Regions from separate parts of the Homo sapiens genome. Here region 1 is linked to region 2. The links are chromatin contacts, found by Hi-C or POLR2A ChIA-PET in ENCODE. All regions are on one chromosome and are shown on one strand. The core of a region is the stretch at or near the end of the contact, and the rest is flanking DNA. Distances in the headings are between cores, read along the strand shown.

Evidence for each region. Hi-C counts contacts between places; a loop is a spot of excess contacts on that map. ChIA-PET counts read pairs that join two places held with the same protein, here RNA polymerase II (POLR2A). Pooled maps may share reads with other maps.
Region 1: a map of ascending aorta shows a loop between it and region 2 (2.8-fold over the local background). The contact joins the promoter of REXO5 here to the enhancer-like site in region 2. A Hi-C loop is called at or near these places in 2 of 168 maps with a recorded cell type or tissue (aorta and ascending aorta) and 6 of 50 pooled maps. POLR2A ChIA-PET finds 5 or more read pairs at or near these places in 2 of 52 experiments (Panc1 and activated B cell).

The regions. Positions count from the first base shown.
Region 1 is chr16:20,804,721-20,808,056 of GRCh38, forward strand. It overlaps REXO5 (RNA exonuclease 5), which reads left to right and starts at 1,807. Exons shown (of 20, transcript NM_030941.3): 1 at 1,807-1,985; 2 at 2,232-2,371. The coding sequence starts at 2,234. It overlaps ERI2 (ERI1 exoribonuclease family member 2), which reads right to left and starts at 1,752. Exons shown (of 9, transcript NM_001142725.2): 1 at 1,688-1,752. The coding sequence starts at 1,710. RefSeq lists enhancers at 948-1,893, 1,642-1,751, 2,472-2,611.
Region 2 is chr16:20,611,442-20,614,871 of GRCh38, forward strand. The region is part of intron 1 of LOC107984831 (a long non-coding RNA gene); the gene reads left to right. Among named protein-coding and RNA genes, the nearest start is that of ACSM2B, 37 kb to the left of the region's middle. RefSeq lists an enhancer at 2,330-2,829. Within about 2 kb of position 1,855, at least 7 of the 41 ENCODE cell types and tissues checked have a DNase peak (open chromatin) inside an H3K27ac peak, as active enhancers do; they include ascending aorta, where a contact is called at or near this core.

The DNA.
Region 1 (3,336 bases), core at 557-3,056, 190 kb after region 2:
CTTAAGTGCAAGTAAAACAAACTACTTGGTATTAGCAGGTAGAGTTTTAACTAGGCAGACACCTCCTGTAGTTTTCTGTGTTTGCTAAGAGTGGGAAGTGCCAGGATTTGGGAATAATAAATATCATTTATTGACTGCTTACTACATAGCAGGTACTAAAATTAAACTAAGATGATGGCCTCCTTTAATCCTCAACAAGTGTAGTAGCTAGAAACTTTTCCTACCTATATTTTATGGATGAGAAAACTGATTCTTAATTTGCCAAAGAACATAGCTTTGGTATGTGAACCCAAGACTGTCCAATTCTGAAGCTCATGCTATTTGCTATTATATTACATCTTTCTAGTAATCAGAAATATGCACAGCGCATCCAGGAATCAGGGAGGACACAATAATTCATATTGTGAATTAAAAGGATCACTAGGCCAGGCACCGTGGCTCACACCTGTAACCCCAGCACTTTGGGAGGTTGAGGCGGGTGGATCACCTGAGGTCGGGAGTTCGAGAACAGTCTGACCAACATAGAGAAACCCCATTTCTACTAAAAATACAAAATTAGCTGGGTGTGGTGGTGCATGCCTGTAATCCCAGCTACTTGGGAGGCTGAGGCAGGAGAATGACTTGAACCCGGGAGGCAGAGGTTATGGTAAGCCGAGATCGCACCACTGCACTCTAGCCTAGGCAACAAAACTCCGTCTCAAAAAAAAAAAAAAAGATCACTAGAAAATGGGTTTGTAAAAAGTAGAGGTTCCTCTTCAAAGACTTCCTTCCCCGTCTAATTAGGAATAAATAGTAACTTCTCTTAGAGCAAAATTTATTCAAAGACCTGTGCTAACATTCTTAAATATCTGCTAGATATAATAAAGAAATCAATGTACTTTATGTTCTTAGCTCCCACAATTTAGCCTAAATATTTGCCCTGGCATGCTTATACTGGTCCAATCAAACATTAGGTCATAGCCTGTTCCTCTTCCTTACTTAAAAGTGTTTTTACCTTTCTCAGCATTCCACAAGTTACTTCCTTCTTCCTTTGTTCTCCTCTGCCTTTGCCTCTTTTAAAAAGTTCTATGTTGCTAGTCAGTCGGGACAAATACAGAATGTGAGGTCCCGTTCCAGCCAAAGGAAACCGGACACAGCAGTAGGGTGGACGCGCCACGTTATAAATGACCCTGTCTCCTTTGTTCAGTGTACTCTCCTGGCAAAACTGCTGGCGAGTGTACCCTTTCTGCAGGAAGTAAAAATGGCCTTACTAAATAAATTAAATTTAAGTTTAAGTTCTATTTCTTTACAGCACCGAGGAACGAGCATTTCGAACAGGTTGAACACCTTGACAGATTCAGTGTGTGGCCTGCCTGAGACCTCCAACCAGTCTGCAGGGCACTGTCACGTCCAGTCGTTTCCCAAGGCCTAAAATAGGCAGGCACTGGCTCAAGGCCACACAGTCAAGGCCCCAGGGTTCGTCCGCCTCGGGCTCCTGTCACCCTCGGGTAGAAGGTGGCCCAAGGCTGAAGACCGAGGTCCAGGGAGGCGCCTTTCCAACCGTGCCAGAGAGGGCAGGTCGCAGACGCCGGGGCTGCGGGGAATAGAGGCCCTCACCGCAGATGCCACCTGCCGTGCCCTGCTCTGCGGCCAACGCCAGCGCTGGACCCGGAGCTACCCGCCCCCGACCCGGAACTCCCTCGAGTACCGCGCGAGCCGCTTGGTCGCCATTCCCGACACTCCTTGCTTTTCCAAGTCCAGCTGCCGGAAGTCGCTCGACTTCTACTTCCGGTCCGTTCAAAAAGCCCGCGAGGCTGAGGGGCGGTTGTTGTTGGCAGCTGTGGCTAAGGAGGGGAGAACCTCTGCTCCCCGCCCGTCTTCTCTTCTGCGTTTCCCGGGCTAGGGGGCGTGGGGAGTGGTTTTAGGCGGCGAAGCCGCTCGGCAGCACCTTCCTTCTTTGCCAGGCAGACGCCCGTTGTAGCCGTTGGGGAACCGTTGAGAATCCGGTAACCGATGCGGACGGTAAAGCCGTTTGGGTTAGAGCGGCGCGGGTGTCCAGTCCGCGGAACGGGGAGATCGTTGGCACCTTCGCTTTTTTAGGGGAACGGGGATAGTTCGGTAAACTGAATTGAGAAGCGGATCCGAGGGAGGTTGAAAGCTGTCAAGCCCGTGTAGCTCTCCCGCTAGGAGGCGGCACGCGGGGGAATAGGGGCGCTGGAGTTTCCCCAGCTCTACCTCATCTTTCTCCACAGCCATGGAGCCAGAGAGGGAAGGGACCGAGAGACACCCCAGGAAGGTCAGGGAAAGCAGGCAGGCCCCAAATAAGCTGGTCGGGGCAGCTGAGGCGATGAAAGCCGGTTGGGATCTCGAGGAGAGTCAGCCCGAGGCCAAGGTGAGCAACGGGGATCCCGAGCAGGCGGCCCTAGGCGGTTTGGAGCTCCCGGACCCTCGCCCAACCGCCGTCGGGGGCACTGGATTCGGGCGGGCTCTCCGCCCTGGCCTCTCCGAACCTGATCCCTGATCATTAAAATGGGAATGAGTGTAATACCACCTTCCTGCAACAAGGCTGTCATTGGCTGTCACTGGGATAGTGAGTCGGCCGAGTGCGGTGGCTCATGCCTGTAATTCCAGCACTTTGGGAGGCCGAGGCGGGCGGATCACGAGGTCAGGAGTTCGAGACCAGCCTTGTCAACATGGAGAAATCCCCGTCTCTACCAAAAACACACACACAAAATTAGCCAGGCGTGGTAGTGGGTGACTGTAATCCCACCTACTTGGGAGGCTGAGGCAGGAGAATCGCTAGAACCCAGGAACCAGAGGTTGCAATGAGCCAAGACCACGCCATTACACTCCACCCTGGACAACAAGAAAGAAATCACGTCTCAGAAAAAAAAAAAAAAAAAAAAAAACTGGGATGGTGGGCCGGGTGCAGTGGCTCACGCCTGTAATCCCAGCAGTTTGGGAGGCCAAGGCGGGAGCATCATTTGAGGCCAGGAATTCAAGACCAGCCTGGGCAATATAGCAAGGACCCCATCTCTTAAAAAAAAAAAACAAAAAACAAAACAAAAAAAAAACTGCCTGTACATAATAGGAATGTTCATCGATATCCTGGGGCACAAAAATACAATTCCTTGCCCTCGTGCAGTTTACATTCCAGTAGGGCGGGGGTCCCCAACCCCCTGTGCACAGACTAGTACCTGCCTGTCCATGGGGTCCCCAACCCACTGTCCACAGCTGGCCTGTTAGGAACCGGGCCACAAAGCAGCAGGAGGTGAGCGGTGGCCGATAGAACGTTACCCCCTGAGCTCCACCTAGGCATTAGATTCTCATAGGAATGTGCCAAACCTATTGTGAGCC
Region 2 (3,430 bases), core at 605-3,104:
CTGGCTGGCTGAGAGGCTTGCTGAGAGGCAGGATGGCAGACAGCCTGGCTGAGAGCTGGCTGCCTAAAAGGTCGGCTGAGAGGCTGCCTGAGAAGCTTGCTTGCTGAGAGGCCAGCTGGCAGGTTGGCTGGCTGAGAGGCTGGCAAAAAGGGCAGCTGTGAGTCTGGCCAAGAGGCTGGCAGTCTGGCTGGCAGTCTGGCTGGCTGAGAGGTTGACTGGAGGGCTAAATGAAAGACTGGCTGCATGGCCAAATGGCTGGCTGGGAGGCAGGCAGAGTGGCAAGTTGAGTGAATGGCTTGCTGAGAGCCTGGCTGTGAGGTTGCCAGGCTGAGAGGCTTGCTGAGAGTATGGCTGGCTTAGTACCTGGGAGAAAGTCTGGATGGGAGGGTGGCTGGCTGGGGAACTGGCCAAGGGGCCACCTGGGAGGCTGGCCAATGAGAGGCCAGCTGGGAGGGTAGCAGAGAGGCTGGATGAAGGGTGGCTGCCTGAGAGGCTTGCTCGCTGAGAGTCTGGCTGACTAGCTGTATTAAAGGTTGGCTGTGTGGTTTGCTGGGGGCCTGGTAGAGGGGCTGGTTGTGAGGCTGCATGACAGGCCTTCTGGCTGATAGGCTGGCAGGCTGGCAGTCTGGCCAAGAGACTTGCTGGGTGGCTTGCCGAGTGGATGGCTAAGAGGCTGGTTGAGAGGCTGGCTGGGGAGGCCAGCAGAGAGGTGGCTGGTTGGCTGGCTGAGAATCTGCCTGGCTGACAGGCTGGGTTAGAATCTTGTTGAGAGGCTGGCTGGCTGAGAGGCTTGCTGAGAGGTTGGCTGGTTGGTTGGCTGGCTGAGAGATCGGCCAATGCCGGGCTGGGATGCTGGCCAAAGGACGCCTGGGAGGTTGGCCGACAGTCCAGCTGGGAGGCTTGCTGAGAGGCTGGTTGGAAAGTTGGCTAAGAGGCTGCCTGGAAGCCTGGGTGAGAGGACAGATGGGGGGCTGGCTCTGAATCTGCATGGCTGAGAGACTGGCTTAGAAGATTTATGAAAAGCTGGCTTAGAGGCTGTTTGAGAGGCTGGCTGTCTGAGAGGCTGACTCTGAGACCTCCTTGCTGAGAGACTGGCTTAGTGGCTTGCTGAGGGGCTTGCTAGCTGAGAGGCTTTTTGAGGGCCTGATTAGCAGGCTAGCTGGCTGAGGCAAGTCAAGGGGGTGACTTGGAGGATGGTCGAAGGGCCATCTAGCTCACTGGTCAAGAGGCTCGCTGGGAGGCTGGTTGAGAGGCTGGCTCCCTTGATGGTTGGGAGGCTGGCTGATAGGCTGGTCCAGAGGATGGCTGCATGGGAGACTGGAGAAAAGGCAGGCTGGGGGGCTGGATATCAGGCTGTTTAGAGGCTGTTTTAGAGGCTGTCTGGGGAGTCTGGCCAAGTGCAGGCTGTGTAGCTAGCTGAGAGGGTGGAGGTGAGAATGGCTGACTGAGAATCTGCATGGTTGAGAGGCTGGGTTAGAGGCTTGCTGAGATGCTGGCTGGCTGAGAGGCTTGTTGGGAGGTTGAGAGGTTGGCTGCCTGAGAGGCTAGCTCAGAGACCACGTTGTTGAGAGGCTGGCTTAGTGGCTTGCTGAGAGGCTGGCTTGCTGAGAGACTTGCCAAGAGGCTGGGAAGCAGGCTAGCTGGCTGAGACGCTGGTCAATGGGGCGTCTTGGAGGCTGGCCGAGAGGATGTCTGAGAGGATGGCTGGCTGTGTTTCTGCCTGGCTGAGAGGCTGGCTTAGAGGTTTGCTGAGAGGTTGGCTGGCTGAGAGGCTTTCCGAGAGCCTGGTGGTATGTTACAGAGGATGGCTGCTTGACAGGCTGGCTCATAGGCTGCCTGGTGGAGAGGCTCACTTAAAGGCCAGCTGAGAGGCAGGTTGAGAGGTTTACTTGCTTAGAAGCTGGCTGGCAGGCTGGCTGGCTGGCTGAGAGTTTGCTTGGTTGGCTATCTTAAAGGCTGGCCAAGTAGCTTGTTGTGAGGCTGGATGGCAGGCTTTCCGGCTGAGAGGCGGTCTGTCTGACTGAGTGTCTGACTTAGTGTCTGGCTGAGAGGCTGCCTGGTTGAGAGGCTGGCTTAGAGGCTTGCTGTGAGGCTGGCTGGCTGAGGCTTGCTGTGCGGATGGCTGGCTGAGGCTTGCTGAGATGCCGACTGGCCGGTTGGCTGGCAGAGATGCCAGCCAATGGTGCAGCTGGGAGGCTTGCTGAGAGGCTGGCTGGCTCGCTGGTATAGAGGCCACTTAGGAAGCCAGTCAAGAGGCCAGCTGGGAGACGGACTCAGAGGCTGGCTGTCCTGCTGGCTGAGAGAGTGGCTCATAGCCTGGTCCAGAGGATAGCTGCAAGGGAGGCTGGGGAAAAGGCAGGCTGGGAGTCTGGCCTAGAGGCTGTCTGGGAGGCTGTTTAACAGGCTGGCTGGGGAAACCAGCTGAGAGGCTGGTTGACTGGTTGGCTGAGAAGCAGGCTGAGAAAATGCCAGGCTGAGAATCTGCCTGACTGAGAGGCTGGCTGAGATGTTTGCTGAGACAATGGCTGGCTAACTGTCTTGCTGAGAGGCTGGCCATGAAGCTGTTTGAGAGGCTGGCTGAGGAGGCTGAGCAAGAAGCCGGCAGGCAGGCTGACTGAGAGGCTGGCTGTCTGGCTGTTTGAGAGACTGGCTGTCTGGCTGTTTGAGAGACTGGCTGTCTGGCTGTTTGAGAGACTGGTTGAGCGGAAGTCTGGCTGAGAATCTACCTGGCTGAGAAGCCAGTTTAGAGGCCTGTTGAGAGGACGGCTGACTGAGAGACTTCTAAGAGTCTGTTTGAGAGGGTGGCTGCTTGAGAGGATGGCTGAGAGGCTGCCTGGCTGAGAGGCTGTCTTAGAGGCTTGCTGAGAGGTTGGCTATCAGGCTGACTGACTGAGAGGCTGGCAAAGGTGGTGCATATAGGCTGGCCAAGAGGACACCTGGGAGGCTGGGCAAGAGGTTAAATGCATGAGAGCCTGGATGAGAGACTGACTGGGAGGCTGTTTGACAAGCTGGCTGCCTAAAAGCCTGGCTCAAAAGCTGCCTGGTTGAGAGGCTGGCTTAGAGGCTTGCTGAGAAGCTGGCTGTATTAAAGGCTTGCCTAGAGCATGGTTGTCAGGCTGGCTGGCTGTCAGGCTGAGCAAGGGTTTATCTGGAAGGCTGGTCAAGATGCAGTCTGGGTGGCTGCCTGGCTGAGAGGCTGGTTGCCTGGGAAGCTGGCTGAGAGGCTGCCTGCCTGCAAGTCTGGCTTAGAGGGTTACTGAGAGGCTGGCTGGATTAGAGGCTTGCCTGGAGGCCAGCTAGTAGGTGGGCTGGCTGAGAGGCTAGCTGCTTGAAAGGGCAGTTGAGAGGCTGGCTGAGAGGCTGGCTGGGAGGCTGTTTGAGAGGCTGGCTGCCTGAGAGACTGGCTCAGAGGCTGCCTGGTTGAGAGGCT